Linked DNA regions of Homo sapiens: region 1 is linked to region 2. A link is an interaction called in ENCODE POLR2A ChIA-PET data of the cell type or tissue named here. Cell type or tissue: MCF 10A. All regions are shown on one strand. Links, peaks and the distances in the headings refer to the core of each region. The heading gives the core; the rest is flanking DNA.

Evidence for each region. Peaks named below come from ENCODE experiments on the same cell type or tissue, not always from the same donor. Only the 100,000 strongest peaks of a DNase experiment are listed, where the experiment ranks them.
Region 1: POLR2A ChIA-PET joins it to region 2 with 10 read pairs; 3 of 35 experiments call an interaction of 5 or more read pairs at or near these places.

What each region holds. Positions count from the first base shown.
Region 1 is chr4:74,403,313-74,413,807 of GRCh38, reverse strand. No RefSeq gene overlaps it. Among named protein-coding and RNA genes, the nearest start is that of AREG, 37 kb to the left of the region's middle. RefSeq lists enhancers at 1-133, 134-660. In MCF 10A, for the core only: no CTCF peak of the experiment used is centred there; DNase peaks (open chromatin) are centred at 3,347 and 4,957.
Region 2 is chr4:74,467,597-74,478,091 of GRCh38, reverse strand. No RefSeq gene overlaps it. Among named protein-coding and RNA genes, the nearest start is that of AREG, 28 kb to the right of the region's middle. In MCF 10A, for the core only: no CTCF peak of the experiment used is centred there; a DNase peak (open chromatin) is centred at 4,761.

The sequences.
Region 1 (10,495 bases), core at 1,951-6,950, 64 kb after region 2:
ACCTGTAATCCCAGCTACTCGGTAGGCTGAGGCAGGAGAATCACTTGAACCTGGGAGGCAGAGGTTGCAGTGAGCCAAGATGGCACCAAGGCAAGGCAAGGCAAGGCAAGGCAAGGCAGGGCAAGGCAGGGCAAGGCAGGGCAAGGCAAGGCAAGGCAAGGCAAGGCAGGGCAAGGCAGGGCAAGGCAAGGCAAGGCAAGGCAGGTCAAGGCAAGGCAAGGCAGGTCAAAGCAAGGCAAGGCAGGTCAAGGCAAGGCAAGGCAAAGGAAAGAAAAGGAGTCAGCCTGGTCAAAATTAATGTGATTCCATCATCACCATCATCATCACCATTCTTATTCTCATCATCATCACTACCCTCACCACCATTATAATCACCATTATCACCATTGCCACTGTCATCATCACCATAGTCATCAGTATCACTACCACCATCACCATCATCATCACCATGTAACTTTGGAAAAGTTTCTTAGAGGCTCCATAAGGCATATTATTGATACAGCTCCATCAGAGACAGTCATGTTAGTCAGAAAGAGTCTAAATATTTTAGTAGTTCCAGTTTTTATAGCACTTTCATCTTAAAAATTATGAAAAATGTCATTTAAGGCAAATATTTTTAGTCTTTAGCCTGAGTTAAGAATCAACTGAGACACTTAATAAAAACATCCATTCCTGTGACAAGATTTTGACTCATTTGATCTAGAGTGGAGCCCAGGAATTCACATGTGCAAGAAACACCCCAGGTGATTACTGATGCAAGTGGCCCAAGGACTATACTTTGAAAAAAATGCCATTTTAATGCCTTTAGTGAGTGAGGTCTTACAACTCTTATAGTTTGTAAGCACTTCCCCCATTGCACATCTGTGCTTCAATTCCATAATGGTGCTGTAAAATATTATTCTCCAAATGCAAAATTCACAGACAAGTCAAAAAGGACCAACCTTAATGAGAAACTATCTATAATACCTGGAAATTGATGGACAAGTGAAACCAATGATGTCAAATTCATTGCCACTTGAAGTCTGAGACCAATACTTAATAATTTTTCTTCCATGTAACTTACTTTACTAACTGGCCTCAATGACAAAAAATCTTTTTCAACTAATGTTACTTAAGGGGAAATTCTTCAAACAGATATATTTTATAAGAAGCCTTATATCTGGAATTCTTAGGGAATAGTGTTATGGTTAATTAAGATATGCTAAACATGAATTACATAAGTATTGTTTATTTTCAAGTAGTACTAGAGTATACAATATGCTTAGTTTTAAAATAATGTTTTGCAATGCTTCAGTATTCCAGGGTTGTAATAATGATTAATAACTACCCTTGTACTGGAAATTTTCAGAAGTGCCAATTAGTAGAGAATTCTGAATAATAAAATGCTGAGTAATATAAAACAAAATAACTATTTATCCCTTCAAATGTTAATATTTGCAATGCAGAAATGTGCTTTCAATAAAACTTATCTTGCCTTTATATCAAGTATCAGCTGATATTTTCATCTTAACTATTTAGTAGTAACCAAATTCTCCTCTATGCAATCTTCATGCCAAGATGATTATATCCTGTTAGTGAGTTTACAATCTTTAAAAGCAGTTAGTGGATCATCATCTTGTTTTGCCTTAGAAAAGGAAACTGACACCTAATGTAGATCAGCTGTTTGAATATTCAGGGTTTAGTTTTTTCCTCCCCAGCAATTAGCTCTTTTTATTACCTCATTTCAAAAGGGTAATAAGGTATTGGGTGATGTCTATTGTTTTTGAAACACAATAAACCTAAGATGAACATTTGTAGAAACATGGTAAGAAATATTAACAAAAAAAGCCCACTAATTTTAGATTAGACTCTGAGATTCTTGCCTCAGTAATTTGGTTAAATGATTGCCACACTGAAATTTTTTCAAGGTGCTTTTAAAAATAATTATGGCTATTATAATAAATAATTCTACTGAAGTTGAACTTAAAAGCAGACTAACATTTTTTATCCATATAAATCACTTTTATATTTGGACTAAAAACTCAAAATAACCTTCCCTCTCATTCCCACCCTACATCCCAGCATAATGTTAATTCTTCAATGGGGTGTTTACATTGACTATTACCTTGGCTTCATGCGAAGCACAGAGTTTTGCTGTTGTTTGTTATTGTTTTTTGTTTTTTTTTTTTTTTTTGAGACGGAGTCTCGCTTTGTGGCCCAGGCTGGAGTGCAATGGTACGATCTCGGCTCACTGCAACCTCCACCTCCCGGGTTCAAGCAATTCTCCTGCCTCAGCCTCCTGAGTAGCTGGGACCACAGGTGCCTGCCACCACGCCCAGCTAATTTTTCGTATTTTTAGTAGAGATGGGGTTTCACCGTGTCAGCCAGGATGATCTTGATCTCTTGACTTCATGATCTGCCCGCCTCGCCCTCCCAAAGTGCTGGGATTACAGGCATGAGCCACCGCGCCAAGCCGAAGTGCAGAGTTTTTTTTAACAGTATCACTGCCATTTTCCCATTCGGCCTGGCTGTGAAAATAAAAGATGTTTGGATCACAAAATCCAATGAAATTAAACTGTAAAATCCAAAGTAGAATTTAGTAGCTATAAGCACATTTATTTTTGGCCAAGTCTTACCTGGTCTACCCTGCAGACAAGGTGCCTGTGAATCAGGATGCAACTTGGAGTAAGGTTAGGGGGATGTATGATTTTTCACTTCTTCCCCTCCTTCCCTAGGACAGTCTTGAAATCATAAAGGCCAATGAGGCTGCTTTTCAAATCAGGTTATAGTTTCCATCAGTCTCTCTGATGATGCCCTGTTTTTCTTGCAAAGGGAGTGCAGCACTCGTTAGATCTTTGCTTAAAAGGATGATAAATGAGCTCTGACACTGGAGCACGTTGTGGGAGTACAAGAGCTTGGATTAACAGCAGGCTTTTTGAGGGTTTCCTTAGCCACTTTTTCAATTTTACCTAACCTAAGGGAAAGCCACCCTTATTCTTCTTAGAGTTGCTGATGGGTGATTATTATACATGCACACATACAGTTTTATTTTAATTGCTTTTTAAACTCATGCATGCTGAGACATCTCCCTGGCACATATCTTCATCTTAAATATTGCAGGTGTAAATCACCAGTAGAAATAAAAGACTCAGGTACAATCTCTCCTATGAAGAGATTGAATATAGATTACATGACATCCTGAGGCATTTGCATCATCTGCTAAGACTTCAGGTTTTTGTTCTAAGCATTGCTAATGCATTCCTTTGGTTGTGGTGCTTAAGTCTCTTGTGTGAGGAAGCTCAAAGTAATAGGAAGCTGTTGATTTAAAATGATAGAAAGATTGCAACAATCTAAGACAGGCTGATTCTTGATTGTCTGTTAGTCAAGAGAAAGGCATATGTCTCCTGTTTTTTTTTTTGGTTCATGCCAGTCCAGGAGCTCTGCTACGGCATGTCAGTACAGATGTGAGGCATGGATTCGTCCTGGAAGTTGAGATCTCAGTATTTCATACATTTCCTGTAGTGTAAGCTCCTTAAAAACAGGAGCTAGGAGCTTTAAAGTCCACTGTATTTAGAGGGCCTGCGTCAGACAGCCCAGAGGAGATGCTTAATAGTATTCATCGGAGCAAACAGAATTATTCGATCTTTCATTCAAGAGAAACTGACTGAACATTTATCAGATTAAAACATTTATGGAACACTTGTACAGTATATAAAGATAATATGATATAGAAATTAACCTTAAACAACTTGTAGTTTATTAGAGAAGTTATGTATGAGTTAAACTCTAGTAGATACAAGAACGTAATAGGCAACATTAGAGAGGTATCAGTTTTGCATTTTTTTAGATTAATTAAAAAATATTTCCAGGCTGGGTGCCATGGTTTATGCCCGTAATCCCAGCACTTTGGGAGGCCGAAGGGGAAGGATCGTTGAGCCCAGGAATTCAAGACCAGCCTGAGCAACACAGTGAGACACTGTCTCTAAAAAAAAAAAAAAAAATTAGCCAGACATGGTGGCTTGTGCCTATAGTCCCAGCTACTCAGGATGCTGAGGTGGGAGGATAGCTTGAGCCCAGGAGTTCAAGGCTGCAGTAAGCTATGATGGTTCCACTGCCCTCTAGCCTGGGGACAGAGCAAGACCCTGCTTCTGAAAAAATAATAAAATTAAATAATAATAAAGAATAAAATATTTCCATACTGATTATTCAATATGATGTGATGCCTTGGAAAACACTATGAAATATACTGAATATAAAATAAATGTGAAGAATTATTATAGTTATAAATATCTCTGTTGCTTCTCAAGGGACCCCATATTGGAGCCACTGCTTTAAGAGCCTTCTTCTTCCTAGATTTCTACAGATCTGTAAAGAGAGGAGGCAGACATCTATAAGGTCATCTTGGCCTTGCTGCATATTGGAATCATCTGTGGAGTTTTTAAAACTCTTCATGTTCAGGCCACATTCCACACCATTAAGTCTGAATCCTTGGGGGTGGAACCCAAGTATTTCTACTTTATAAAGTTCACTAAGTGATTCCATTGTTTGAGGCCACTGTTCCCAGCCATGTCTGCATATAAACATCATGAGGAGATTTTAAACACCAAATCTCATTCTAAGAAATTCTGATTAATTTGTCTAGAGTAGGGCCTGGGCATAGACATTTTTTAAGTCTAAATTTGATAGTAATGTGTAGCCGGGACTGATACCCACAGGGTTAAGGGATTATATAAAGTTATATTTGTGAGGAATATATGGCAAAATCAGTCACGTGTTTTTGCCACTGGCTATTGTTTGCTGGCCATCTTGGGATAACTAATATCCAATTTGAGAGACTACTTGTTTAACTAACTTTTCTGAGTTGCCGGGGGTTATGAAGATGATCAGAAAGGATTTCTATCCCTGAACCAATGACAGATTGCACCTGGGCAGGCAAGAAGACTTTCCTGGAATTCTTGGCCTCGTGAGCTGCTGTAGTCACACTTAGTCATTCCTCTTCAGTGAAAAAAGCCCAGGCATGAATAGCGTGCAAGTATGTGTGATCATTTCAAACAATGTCCCCACCTATACAAACCACCATATGGGAAGAAAATTTATTTACCTCATGTACATGTCACATAGGTAAAACAAGACATTGTGTTATTTCAATTCTGGCTTGCTCATGAATACTTCTGTTGTATAATCCATGATACCATCTGGAAATTTCTTAGAGTATGTGTTTCTCAGAACTATTGATATAAATGGATCTTTCTGATGCATTTTATTGCTGTTTATAAAAGTAAAATATTGCAAAACTGAATTTTATTCAAAAATTCAGATACCTCCCATTTAAAGACAAAATTACCAACTGGATTTTCAAGTTGGTAAAAATCTAAATAATAATATGCTGGTTTTACAACTTTGAAAGAGTTTGTGTGATTTTTGTCCAGTTAAGACAAAAATGTAGACAAATGGAGGCATGAACACAAGGTTAAAGAGAAGGTGAAATAATTATAGGAAGACTAATGATTCTAAGTGATGTCAGCAGGAATTCTGGTGCTTTTGAAAAAAAACAGTCATCTCCTCTCCAGACATTGAATTCTTCTTATTTAGATCACTTAATATAATAATTTCCTTATGCATTCAGATAATTTTGTGTTTTCATTCAAATAAATCACAGGAATGGTAGCCTAGGGCAGTTTATTTTTTTAGATTTATTTTTTCAGCTCAGCTCCACCTAGACAAAGTCTGACAAGTTATTGTGGACTCATAACTGCATAGATTTTCACTGGGAAGTGCATTGGTGTTTGATTGCTCTTTTTTGGACACAGTTCAAAGAGAAATGGAATCCAAAACAACTTTGCATTTACTGGTGCTTTTGCTTAACCTTCTTGCATATACTCTAATTGTAGCCAAAAATATCAACTCCATTAGTATCCTACCACTGACAAATTCCAAATCAAACTGAGGAAGATGAAAGATACAGATTAAATGGGTCAGCTCCATGTGGTTAGTCTTGGCTTCTCCTAAGAACAGTCCTTTTGGCAGAAGGGAAGGTAATATACACATAGAGTGAATATCCGTTAGATATGTTATTCCATGTAATTCTTATCACAATCCTTGAAGTTAGGGGAGAAAATTATACTAATTTTAAGGAGTCACAAACAAGAATTATTTATAAGTAATTCTATACTTTTAACATTTTTCATTGAGTTGATTTTTATAGATGTAAATATGTAATTTGAAAAAAATCTACATCTATATTTTAGTCTATTCGTCTGCACACTAATAATCCCACATCAATTAGATTACTTAGAAGCTGAATGCATTGAAGACATTGAAAAAAATTAAAAATCTCTGGGCATCGGATAAAAGAAAATCCATGGAATACTAGACTCTTAAATCCAAATCTAAAATATAATGTCAAACATACCTGGATAAAGAGATAAAAGAAACACATGGCATATATTCTATTATTTGAAACTTTGAAAAGCTAACTTGCCTATAGAGATCTCTTTTTTTCTTTCCTCTTCTTTTTAAATAAATCTCCCACCCCCACCCCCACCAGCACTGAGCACAAATCAGGGCCTTCCTGGTCGACAGAACTAACAATCCAAACCCTTTCATCCTCATTGGGAGCATGTCTGGGAGTCAGAGAGGGGAATAAAGGATGAAAAATCAAGCCCCTTAGTGTGGCTACGGAGCAGTGGCTCCTGGAAAGGGTGTGGGGTGAGGGAGGACGCTGTTATTATTGGTGTCTTGCTGCTCTTTTTTGGACATAGTTGAGAATCTCTAATATGACCTTAAAGTCCTGCTTAATTTGGCTCTGCTCATTTCACCAGTCTAATCTCCCACTATCTGCTCCTTACTCCTTTTTTTCTTGTTTTTGTTGTTGTTGTTGTTGTTGTTTTGTTTTTTTTGAGTCAGAGTTTTGCTCTTGTTGGCCAGGCTGGAGTGCAATGGCATGATCTCGGTTCACCACAACCTCCGCCTCCCGGGTTCAAGCGATTCTCCTGCCTCAGCCTCCCAAGTAGCTGGGATTACAGGCATGTGCCACCATGCCCAGCTAATTTTGTATTTTTAGTAGAGATGGGGTTTCTACGTTTTGGTCAGCAGGCTGGTCTCCAACTCCCAACCTCAGATGATCAGCCCGCCTCGGCCTCCCAAAGAGCTGGGATTACAGGCGTGAGCCACCACGCCCGGCCTATCTGGTCCTTAAAATCCAGACTTATCTTACAGGATTTCCTCCAGGACTTCAAATGTGACTTGTGTTCTTCCATCTCAGGGTGTTTGCTCAGATTCCCTCTTTTACCTGGAGAGAAAACACCTCTAGTCACTCCTTCCGCTTAACTAAAATCTAAAATGTACTCGAGTTTTTTTGTTTGTTTGTTTTTTAGAAGGAGTTTTGCTCGTGTCGCCCAGGTTGGGGTGCAGTGGCACGATCTCAGCTCATTGCAACCTCTGCCTCCCAGGTTCAAGCAATTCTCCTGTCTCAGCCTCGCAAGTAGCTGGTATTGCAGGCACCCACCACCACGCGCAGCTAATTTTTTTATATTTTTGGTAAAGATAGGATTTCACCATTTTGGTCAGGCTGGTCTCGAACTCCTGATCTCGTGATCCACCCACCTCTACTTCCCAAAGTGCTGGGATTACAGGTGTGAGCCACCGTGCCCGGCCTGTACTCAGGGCTTTAAGCATTCTTTTTGGGGAATATTTCCCTGATTCCTCTAGAGGTGTTTAGGTCCCTCTGATATATATATATACTACCATATCAGTCTGTGGTTTCTCTTTCGTAACATTTAATGGCTTTATGATTTGTTATCTAATAGCTGTCTTCCCTAGTGATGATGATGATTATAATTAACACCTATTTAATATCAGTAACAATTTCCTGAGGGAGGTACTATTATTATTTCCATTTACAGATGGGTAACTGAAAATTAGTATTATTTAATAACTGACACAGGGAGACAGTAAGTGATAAAGCCAGGAGTTAAATCTGGGCACTTGAAGTACAAAGTCATACCCTTGATCATTTTATGCTAGTTGAGCTGCACCTGGCTGTCTTGTTTTCCAATCTATTTCTTGAATGTCACACAATGCCAGACGCATCCAGAAACTTATATTTGTTGAATGTGGAAATAAATGATCTGAGAAAGAAAAAACAAAATAAAACAGCTCTTGAAACTGACAGCTAGACCATAGTATTCCCCACTGAATAAAAACTATACTCACAGAATACCAAGAAGGGCCAAACAGGGCCACTTCACCACCACAGTAGAACTTAAAAACAAAACCACTGCCCAATAATTGCAAGCACAGAGACAGGGATGCAACACAATCGCTAAAATAACCAAATACCCTCCTCTCCCAGCAAACATGAGTGGCTGTTGTTTCTTTACTGATGACACCTGAGCTCCTAATCCTTCCTAATGCCTCTTAAATAAAAATTTTTTAAATACCTAATTATTGAACTTCCCATGCCTTCTGACAGTACTCAATCCAGAACAAAGCCTTACTTCCTTAATCTCCTGCAAAATCATCCAGCACAGAACCGAACTCTATGATGCGCCCTTTCCTACTCCATCTTACCAAAAATGCCCTGTGGTTATTTCTTGTTACCACAGCAGCACTGTTGATACACATGGATTTTTTTTGACTACATGTGTGTTTCTGGACTTTCAATGGTGAACATTGACAGAGCAAATGTGTGCTTATTTAACAAAGTTGTGGTTAAGTAAATTTAACTTCAGAAAATTAAGTGAATTAATCTTCTGCCCATTAAAGTGTTAATATTCTTATTAGTAGTTTATGCAGATCAATTTTACAACATGCTATACACAGTAAGTCCTCAATGTGGTTGATGAGTTATTGAAAACTGTGACTTTAGGCAAAATGATTTATAATGAAAACAATATTACCATTGGCTAATTGATAGAAACAAGAGTTAAGTTCCTATGGCATATTTCTGGTCATAAAAACATCACCATACTTCTAAGTAAGAAACAAAGCACTTCTAATATTAAATATTGAAATAAATGTGAGCTATACACATGTTTAAAATAAAGATTAATAAAAGCAAGTAAGATAATTATTTACTAAATTTGTGGTGAATCAGTGAGTGACAGAGGCCGTAGTGGTGGAGAGTTAAATTAAGCAATACTTATTTGCAAAGAGAAAATTGTCCGGAGCATCTCCTACCACCACATGGTTCAAAAACAATCACCAATGCGGCCGGCCCTCTGAGTGCTTCTACTTCCTTACTGCAATGTTTATTGCTGAGTATTTGTATGATCGCCGCCTACTTTACAAATTTTTATTTGACAATACGTTGTGTTCATTCATTTCCCAACCCACTTATTCCAGTTCAGGGTAGCAGGTGGCTGGAGCCTCTCTCAGCAGCTCAGGGGCAAGGCAGGATCCCGCCTTGGTCATTCCATGCAGGGCACACATACACACACACACACATATACACACACTCAGACTGGGACAATGTAGGCACCCAATTCACCTACCATGCTCTAGTTTGGGAGCTAGAAGGAACCTGGAGTATCCAGAGAATACCCACAGAGTCCTGGGGAGAACATGCACACTCCACACAGACAGTGGCCTCTGCCAGGAATTATTTTTTTCATCAATTTTATAACAAAATGATGATGCTATTAGAGGACCTGCGGTACTGAATTACCCTACTCCTGACCCGTTGAATGATATATTAATGAATTTAGTTTACCATGTGAACATTTGCCCCTTTTAACCAACATATCTTGAGCATTGACTTAAAAAGCAAGCAAACAAACACAAAGCTACTCCCTACTTATATTGTTACTCTTTGGGAAAGCAGCATTATTACCAGGAAGAGAAAAGATGAAATATAGATAGACACAAATGATATGGCTAGCTTTATAAACTTCATTACATGAGTTACAGAATTTTCTTATATTTGAGAAACCTGGTAAAAAGCCGAAGGCTGTATATTGATGTCTTCCATATCTCTGGGCAGCATCCCTTTCTTTATTTATTGCTTCCCCCTGGCCTTTAAAGACTTCCTTCTGTCCCCTCAATTCTCACTGTTCACACTCTTGCTTCTTAGCCAGGATTATCATCTTCAATAACTTTCCATTTTTCCTTCATTCTCTTCACATTAAAATCCCTCTCCTGGTGGGGCACCTTTTTCCATTAATATGATTTATGAATGTGTGCTGATGTAGTTAAAGGTGCTAATAGATTAATGGGTTATACCTCCTCTATTACATTGGCCTTTTAAAAGGAATCATTTGTCTTAATCCAAAGATTGATGTTAATATTGGGAAGAACATTTATGGTTTAGTAGCAGAGATCTGGAATGAAAAAGATTTCAGCATAAGCCAGTTATTTCATACAAATAGAATCTGGTAAATGTACAAATAGTGATACCTACATAATTATTTTCTATTATAGAAGCATCGCTACTCAGGAACTTTCAACTTGTAAACTTATATACACTTTATAGATACAAAAGAGAAGTACAATGCAAATGTAGATCAGCTCTGCTCAC
Region 2 (10,495 bases), core at 2,395-7,394:
TTCACATATATTATCTAATTAAATATTGTCAACAAGATATTCATATGTATAGGCAGCTATTAAGAATTCAAATACTGCTAATAAAGGTCACATAGATACTATAAAGAAATGAAGTATACCAAGTGGGACTCTGAAGTAGAGAAAGCAAGAACTAACTAAAGGGGACTCAGGCTAACAACTACCATAATTTAATGAGGACCCACATTCCCAAATTGTTCTATTTAAAACAAATAATTAACCAAAGTTTCATGTTTTCATGTAATTTTTTTTAAAAGTTTAAATTTTGGCAAGTAATCCTATAATCAGCTCTCCACAGAAAGCAGGTTTGTAGACCAAATTCAGCTAGTGGACCATGATTTTGCCACTTCTGGTATAAACTAACAATCTGATTCTTTGCTATCTCTTAGCCAAGAGCCCTCAAACTTGATGATTTCTTTTTTTATCTTTTATCTCCCTCTTTCTTTCACATTTCTATTGCTTCTCCCTAGTGCACACTTTTAAAATTTTACATCTATATGATTTCGATATTGCACTGATTGAACCGCTGCCTCCAGAAAGCGCCACTCAATAGGTTCTAAGTGCGTATTGATAGATTTAACCCCGTAACATCCTGTCATTCCTCTTCTCTGAATACTCCAATTATTTACCCTCAAATGCTCGGGCTCCTCTGTTTACCAGCTGTGAAACCCATGGGCAAGTTATTTAACATAATTTATTATTCTGTCAAAAAGAGGCTGATTAACAGTACCTAACTTACAGCTTGTCATGAAGATTAGAGGAGTTAGTTAACGCATATAAAGGGATAGTCACAGTCCCTAGCATGAAATAGGAAACCACCAAATGGTAGCTCTTCTTATTTTCTTATTAAAACAATGGTTATAATATTAAGCAAAAATGCCTTAGCTAAGATCTTGAATTCTGGTCCAGCACTATCTTTCTATCCTAGTTATCCCTACTCTTGACATTTCCATCTTTACTTTTCCAAATTTGAATCGCAAGATTCAAATTTCCTCACCTAGACTGTTATTTTTTCTAATTGAGAATTTGATGAGAACAGTGTTACTGACGATGTTGATTTGCTCACTTCTCCATTTTCTCTCTTTCTTCTGAAATTCTTTAATTCTCTATATTACTTTCTTTTTTTTTTTTTTTTTTTTTTTTTTTTCTGAGATGGAGTTTTGCTCTTATGCCCAGGCTGAAGTGAAGTGGCGTGATCTCGGCTCACAGCAAGCTCCACCCTCCAGGTTCAAGCGATTCTCCTGCCTCAGCCTTCCAAGTAGCTGGGATTACAGGTGCCCAACACCATGCCCAGCTAATTTTTGTACTTAATAGCAGAGACAGGGTTTCACATATTGGCCAGGCTGGTCTCGAACTCCTGACCTCAGGTGATCCACCTGCCTCAGCCTCCCAAAGTGCTGGGATTACAGAGGTGAGCCACTGTGCCCAGCCTACTTTCGTGATACATATACTGGCTGTGATATCCGTTCTAATATTGTACTTTTTTTTTTTAAGAGAGTCTCGCTCTCTGTACTTCAACTCTTGTTTTTGTTTAATTGTAATTAGACTGCTGAAATGTGGGATACCTTTGAGTCCAAGTAGAATATACAGCATTTATCTTTTGCTTCTTATGTTTATTTCCTGTATTAGCAAACTACTTACACTGACAATGATAACCTGTAAGGAAACCATTGGATAGCACAAACCACAGTTCTTTCCTTTCAATATCTCCTTATTAATTAGTAAGCAGAAGGTAGAGAGTTAGTAGAATGTGTGCATATCAAGAAGTAAAATAAAAACACGTGAGTTAGTTTAGTCATGTCCAGTGTTTCTACTATTCTGGGAAGAAAGAAATGCATATGCATATATGAACTACAAAGTAAGAATCGTGCAATATTATTGATTCTGTATACAAGCTAAATGATGTTACATTTGCATTTAAAACTTATTGCACAATATAAAGATGAATGGTAAAATTCAAGCTAATATAAATTTATTAATTTTTTTACTTGGACATTTAAAAACACCATGAAAAGCCAAAGAAAAGACTGCAAAAACATATCTTTTATTTTATTTCCTTTAATGAAAATTCTTTCCTGTGCTTTGAACCAGTAGCCCCCCGATTTTCACTGTGCACTGGGCCCCATAAATTATGTAGCTACCCTGATAAGTATTAATGCTAATGTAACTTAATTTGGGACTTATTAATATTAGGATTATATATGTATTTTGTATTCTTATTCTAAGGAAATTAACTTATATGAATGTACATGGGTTTGGAGTAAGCTTTTAGAGCAGGCTTTGTTCACATGTTCTTAATTTCAGCGAAAAGGGATTTGAAATATGGCTCTTGTTTAGTTTTGTTTAGAAAATAAATAAAGCAATTTTAATTCTTCCTTTTCTCTTCTTTGCTGGCATGTTTATGTTCAAAAGATTGTCATATTGACCCCAATTTTATTGCAGCAAACCCATTACCATTTCATCAACAGAGCTCATTAAGCCATCACTACAAATTCTCAAATTAAATGATGACTGGACCACAGCCAAACCTGCTGGAGTTGTACAGCTCCCAGTCCAGAGTGACATTTGCTGTACAAGCATATATAAATGCACCCAAATAGAGAAATCATAGCTCACAGAGCCTCTGACCTCTTTTTCTTTTTTCCTCTCTAATATTCTTTTTGCAGTCTCATGAACTTTATCAGGTTTAAAGACGGCATGCCTCTGACCTACCAGTGCCAGGCCCTGCTTATTGTACTCATGCACAGGAGCACAGCCTCCTTGATGCCTTGTATACAATGACTGCAAGATTGTGAACTTGGTGCACTCTCCCAAAGCCACACCTTCTCCTGGCAAAGCCAAGAACCCAGGGCCATAAGCAAAGACTTGAGCTGAGGCAGGTTAGATGAGGGCATGTTGCCCTGTTTTAACAACCTGTCAACAACTTAAGGGGAATTACAGAACATTTTAGTTGGCAAGGTAAAGAGATCAACCTAAGCTGCCAAGTTGCCCAGATTTAAAGGAGCCTTAATTACATATATAAAACCATAAAGATCACAGGATTTTTCTCTCTCCCCATCTTCTCACCCACACTTTCTATACCCACCCTCCTGCTTTAGGAATGCATTTCCTCCTGTGGCAGCTCATCGATTTCATGTTATTGATATAATTAATGGTTAACTATGATACTAATAGGCTTGGATGTATGCACAAGGCTCCAGTTGGAGTGTGACTGCAGAAAAACTTTTTTGGTTCCTTTCATGATTCATTGCCTGACAGTGTGGGAACACTACATCTGGGCTGGTCAGTACCTCAATGACAGCATTTCCTGGAGGGAAGGGGAGGGATAAAGGTGCCAAGAATATTTCTGGGTCTCTTATTAAAATAGAAATCGTGGTAAGACACCTTAGAAGATTGCTGGATAGATGGGCTGAGGTTAATTCCTCACATCGATCCAGTACTACTGTTATAGACTAGACTTGTCTTGGAAAACCGTCTTTTAAAAGAGGAACTTGTAGGCATGCTTGAGTACTGAGTAAGGAGCAGTGTTTTGATTCTGGGAGCCAGATCATCCTAAACACATGGAGGTAGCTGAGGATGGGAACTTGGCCTTGACTCACAAACTTAATGTGCTTAAAAACTCCCTACTATGTAGAAGTTGCTGAGCAGTGGTAGTGAGGGGAATAGACAGGGGATCTCATCTATAGGAAAAGAAAGGGTGCATCTCAGAAGTAATATTGGAAGCTACTCCCAGGATTATGTGTCCACTTCATGTTTCCAGGGAATAATGAGTATGCAGGAATGGGTGGTCATTTAGGAAATAAAAGAGAATAATGACATTGGATATTTAAAGAGCAAAATTATATGACCAGTGATTTGTTCCAGTAATATTAATCAGGCAATTCTATGAAACATTAATGGGAGAGGAAAGTAATGAACTGTTGAAATGCAGGAAATTCATGAAAGAAAGGCTTTGCAACTGTTTAAACAAGTGCTAATTAGAGCTAAGTAATAGCAGAGAATGAAAAATAGAAAACCAACCAATGTAAGAAGTTTTATTCAGGTAGATTCAGTACTATTAGATATTCAGTAAAGAAAGGAGAAGAGAGAGGGAGATGTTTTAAGCAATAAATGTAAATTAGAAGCACAGCAGGTTGAGGAATAAAGGTAATGAGTTCTGTTAGGGAAATGTTGGTTGAGATGCCATCCTAACACTAAGATGTATGGACAGATTGTCACAGAAGAAAATTAGAGTGATGTGGTGACCTCCAAGAGGAGAAAACAGCCCAAGCCTGAGGTAAGCGGGGTAACCTGGAAAGGAGAGGCCATCTCTGAAGAAAAAATATGTGGAGAAATGAAGAGGTCCTGGAGAAAAAGCTCAAGCACTCTCAAAGATAGCATCTTTTCTGAAAAAAAATTTAAACAAACAGACAAAATGTTCTGTAATTCCCCTTAAGTTGTTGACAGGTTGTTAAAACAGGGCAACATGCCCTCATCTAACCTGCCTCAGCTCAAGTCTTTGCTTATGGCCCTGGGTTCTTGGCTTGCTGAGAGCAATAAATGTCCCAAAGTTTCTCAGTCCTACCCATCATTTCCTAACAGAGACATGGACAGGGATATAGAGACTAGACCTGAATCTAGAGGCCAAGTTTCTCCCAGACCCTGCTTCCTGCAGTCAATATTCATCTCGTCCAACCCCCTTGGAGCAACTTCATTTCAGCTGATTCTCTTTTCCCTGACTGAATTCCAGCATGGCTTAGTCAGCACGGCTCTGATTATGAAAGATCTGACATGCCTATGAATAGAACAACTTGATCTGAGAGTAAAGAAATGTACCCGTGCTCAGAAAGGAAGTTATCCGCACTTCACAAAGGACCTAGTCCCTTGAAAGGAAGTGCTCAACCTAAGTCTAGCAAGTAGAGTGCCCTAAGAAGATATATTCAAAATATTAGCTAAATGGGGTCCTATGCTGGAAGAAGAGTCAAAAGTAGTGCCTGGAAAAGAATGCTTAATTCCTTGAATTCCTTAAAGTAAGGAATATGACATTTTGTGACATGATATTATGTTGCATATGACAAATTTGTGTGCTGGGATTCTATCAATGGTGATAACTCGTAGGATGACATACCTGCAGACAGGAATATTCTGGGCAACAGAAAGTGGGGATAAGACCTCTAAGCTATCCCAACAGCAAGGCCTTTTGAAGAAAAATAAACCAGCCATCCATCAATTGCTCAGAAGATGCTAAACCAATATTGCCAGAAGCAAACAATGATGAAGATATAGTGGGGGAGCCGAGGAGGGCCATTTCAACACATGAACCCAAAGGCCAATGCCAGTGGATAAATACAAGGGCTACACCTCTAAAAAACTACCTAGAACATAGTCACAGAAACAATACTCTGTGTCAGCTGAATCGCCAGTGAGTTTTTTGCTAAAAAGGCTATTTTGCACTCTATATGGTCTTGGAGTATATTCTTTTGAGCCAAACTTCCCTCCACTATGGTGCTAGGCTGGGCATTTTGATTCCTTTCTCATGGATGGCAGTATGTAGTTGCTAAAGACACATGTTCTGGGATTAGATTGCAAGGTACAGTGCTCAGCTTTACCATTATTGTTAGCTATGGTATCTTGCTTAAATTGCTTAAGTCCTCTACAGCCTAATCTTCCTCCTCATCTGTAGACAGGGAATAATTACACCTACTCATAGTATAATAATGACTAAATAAGATAATACATATAGAGAAGTGCCTGGAATATGGTTTATCCTCCACGAATGTAACTTACTTTATTATTCTAAGCTGTGAACAAACAAGAAAGTTTTCATATCTGATTTAAATTGGCTCCTTAGCAGTCAACTCAATTCAGTTTCATCATTACTTATTGATTATTGCTTATTTATATCAATTCACTAAAGACATACTCAGTGTCACCTCATGGTGTGCTGTTTGTTAATTCTGTTTTCCAGAATTTTTCAAGTTTCAATCAATGTATTGTTCTGCCTAACCTAACATAGCAAGATATAGTAGGAGGGTATATGTTTTGTATGAGATAACACCTTTATTTGAATACTTTCAAACAATATTTTAGAAGTTTAACTTTTTTAAAATTTATGGTCTTTTCAATTCAACCCATAGCAGTTTCTTCCTGTGAGTCTCCACAGCCCATTTCTCAGACAGCTGTGTTAGCAGTGGTTCTCAAACAAAATGTGAACAGTATTCTCCTGGAGATTGTGTTCAAATGCAGATTCATTACATCTGCATTGGGGTCTCAGATCCTGTGCTCCTAACAAACTCTCAAGTGTCCCCACCACACAGTGAGCAACAAGCATTAGTTTATAGTTAATGTTTCATTAAATTTGGTTAAATTTTCTCTGAACCCATCCTTCCCTCCTAGTGATCCCTTTCCTTCCAGCTTTCCCTCTCTCACCCACCCTTCTTTTCACAACTCCCTCTACCTCATCCCTGTTCCATAATGTTTGTCAAATTTCCTATTCTCCATCCCCTTATTTTTGTCATGCTCTAGAGCTTGGTAGCTAGTTGTCAGAAGACTTGGGTGTGCCCCAATGCCACAGGCAATCTTTGCTTTTAAATGGGAAGCTCTACCCAGAGCCTGCAGTTCTACCCTAAAGAGCTTTTGTTGTGTGTCAAAAGGTAATCTAACTGATCAGCTGGCCCTCCCAGAACAAGTTCAAACAGTACATTTCCCTGAAGTGTCTAGCTAGATCTCTGGGCTTTTCAATTAGGAAGGCCCCTCCCTTCACCTCTCTCTTATATAGGTCTTGCTTCCCAGAGGCGTGTTAATTGTCAGTGATTCCCCAGAAAGATCACAGATCCATGAACTCCCAGAGGGGAGTCATGCCTTCTGGGGCATCATCCCCAAGAAAAAAAAAAATGATTTTCTTCCACTGAAAAGAAGATAGGTTTTTAATAGGGATAATTTTGATTCATTTTTCTGTTAACCTCGTACAAGTATTCCCTACTTTAGCTTTAAAGGAGATTGAAAATGCCAATGTCAAATAGAGCTTACATGCCTCGTGGGAAGAGTTACTGTCCAGAAAGTGAAACATCTCAAAATCCATAATTTTGTCACTTTTTTCAAATAATTTTGATGGTACTTGTTACTTCTGTTCTTTCCTTTCCCAAATGAAAGTAATCACAATATGTGTCTGACGAGGATTAAAAACTTGTCACTTTGGCAGTCTATTAATGTGTATCTATGACTTAATTATATGAAGTTATTTGTGTTTCTACTTTTCTATTTCCATTTATTTTATGAGACAATGATAGAAATATAAAATTCTATTAGTGATTTTTTATTGTTTTGAAGTTATACAGAGTTTATTCTGATGAGAACCTTCTTAGAAGTCCAATTCAACACACACAGAAGCAGAGATTTCTAATTGCAATGGGAGTGGAAGACATAGAACCTAATCGAATTGCCCTCACCTCAACTCACGATATAATTCAGATGCACTTCCCAATGTCATGTTTGAAAACAACTACAGTAAAATATTTAAGTAATGGCACAAATAAAAACTGTCGTACTAACAAAGAACACAATAGTCTCCAACTGAATTCTTGGTTGATAGGAAGCTCTGCCACATAATGACTTGAAATGTGTATGTATTGGTGCATGAAGGTTCAAGTAAGGTTTATTAAAACTAGTTTAAGAATTCAGTTTCTAATGCATGAAAATAAAGGATGAAAATTAAATGCATGGAAATTCAGGAGTGTTTTTATGAAATGGAACATTAAACTCTACACTGCTTTCGTGTAACTTTACTCTCTATCAGGGCATCTGGTGTAGAGTAGGTATTCAATATATGCTAAATTGAGTGGAATAAGATTTTTTTTGGCCTTTTTTATACAGTTGATGTATCATTTATTCTTTAAGAATTGTCTTAGTAAATTATGAGATGTAATATTGTCACTTTATTTGAGGTGAGACTAGACAACAAACAAATGGAGGCTCATTTTCTCTAGTCTTTTGTAGTTCCCAGAAAGTGCCCCCTCCTCACCCCTGCAGTGGCATCTTGCATTATGTTCCACCCTGTAGTCCCACTGTGCTTCAAGGGGAGCCTAAAAGCCTTGAAGTAACAGCAGAAGGGAATAGAAAGTCATGGTGCTTCATTTTGGGTAGAAATGTGTATTATTTAGAGTAGAGCTTTCTTACTAGCTTTGGATGGGCTCAAATACATCTTTGAGGTACGTAAATGAAACTCCTTGGAGGAAAGTACCATCCAGAACAGAAGTTTTTGGGAGCCACATAGTATATATAAATGATAGGCAATGCACGGCCATATACACCTAACCATGTGCAATTGTACCTTACTGTCCGGGCACCTGACGATCCAGAAAAATGCTACAATTGCCAAAGCCATCGTTCAGTCATCGGACTGTTAAATGTGACAAGACGGCTAAAGAGTTCATGTAGTTTAAGATAGAGACTTATTTTGAAGAAAAGTTTGATTAGAAAAAAATTTAAGATATGGTAACAAACAGAATTTGAAAAACAAGAGTTTGTGGTGGACATGACCAGAGACAGGAAGCCTGTGCCAGGGGGCCCAGAACTGCTGCAGGGTTGGACCTTTAATCGAACAAACCAGACTTTCCCAGTGAAACCCCTGTGGGCTTAAGGGCCAAGCTGGGGTTCTTGGCAGAAGGACCTTTGGTTATTGCACCACTCTTTTGCACCAGGCCTATTTGTCTTGAAGGTCAAATGCCTTCAGGAGACAAGAGAAAGTTTGGGATGGTAGCTTCAGTGCCCAGCATATTGGATTGATTTCCACAGCCTAGAAAGGGTCTCTGGCTAGAATCAGCCCATGCTGATAGCACCAGCATTCAAGGGCCAACAGCCCACACATTGTCTAAAATATGGAATATTTTTAAACAAATGAGGATTTTTAAAGGAATGAGATGCAGTTTATAAGGAAAATTTTAAATGAGAAGTTTGAGCACCACTGGGCTAAGAATAGAGATTCCCAGCAGGCCACTACAGACCATAGTGGTTTAGTTATAATGAACTATCAAGGAAAAAAAAAACTTTTAGATGTGCCTGAATTACCATTGTTGCTATGCTTTCATCCTTTTGCTTGTAATAATACAAGTCCACAATCACTTATCAAAAATTTTGGAACCAAATTTTTCTGATTTTAGATAGGTAAAATTCTTACATATTCCATAAATTTCATAATATCTCTAGTTGGGACTGGGTTACAAGAAAAATCATTCATTGTTGTTTCTGCAATGAAATAAGTAAATATTTTCACTAATACAAATAAAGAAAAAATGTTGATTTGGGGGATTTTTAGATTTTCTAGTTGTCTATAGGGAATTAATGATATGTATTTTAAAGGCCCTCTAAGTAGACTTCTAAGTAACTAAATATGTTCAGATATTGATGTCATCATAAATGTTTATATATGTTTTTCATTAGATTAAAATGCATCTCTAAGAAAGTGTTCACTTCTATTGTGTTTGAAAACAGTAGACACATGCTTTAGAAAACTTTTTTTTTTAATTTATGGGTTAAAGTAGCTTACTAATGAAATATTAAATACATAATATTAAAAGAATATCTGGGGAAGAAATTTATTAATACCAGTAATTGTACATCTCAGGATGTTATGACATTCCCAGGTACAGGAAAAAATCACATTCAACACAATACTTTTGACATGACAGATATGTGGAGAGGTGTTTTCCCACAAACCAAGAAATTCTGTAGCAGACACCAGCTGGGTGGCCTATAATTATTCAGTTCTGACTCCATCTACCTGGAGGTAGTATCAGATCTCACAGGGTGAGGGCTCAGGCCCACAAGACTTTCCCCACTTGGGATGCCAATAGCAAGTACAGGGCATTTCACCTGTGCTTCTGACCAACCAGTTATAAGCTGGGCTTCACACAACTCCGTTCTCAGGTTACACTCTATTTGCATTTACTGATGTTTTTATAAAGGTATTACAAAGGATACAGATGAACACCAGACGGAAGAAATGCAAAGGGCAAGACATGTGGGAAGGGGCACAGAGCTTCCATGCCCTCTTCAGGTGTAGCACCGTCCAGGAACCTTCATGTGTTCGGCTACCAGGAAGTTCCCCAATACAATCTTTTTGGATTCTGAAGGCTTCAATACATAGGATGCCTGATTAAATCTTTGGCCATTGGTAATCAACTCAACTTTTAGCCCCTTTCACCTCCTAGAAGTTGAGGAGTGGGACTGACAGTCCTAACCTTCTAATCCTGCCTTGGTCTTTTGTGATAACCAGCCCCCTCCTAGATGCTATCTAGGGAACCCCAGCTACGAGTAATCTTATTAGTACATAAAGGACACTCTTGTCACTGCAGAGCTTCCAAGGGTTTTAGGAGCTATGTACCCAGAACCAGGAGCAAAGAACAAATTTCTATTTCTTACTGCATCTCAGTATCTTAGGTATCTAATGTTTTTATAGCACGATTGTTAGCAAAGCATTTTCAGATATTTGATTCTCATC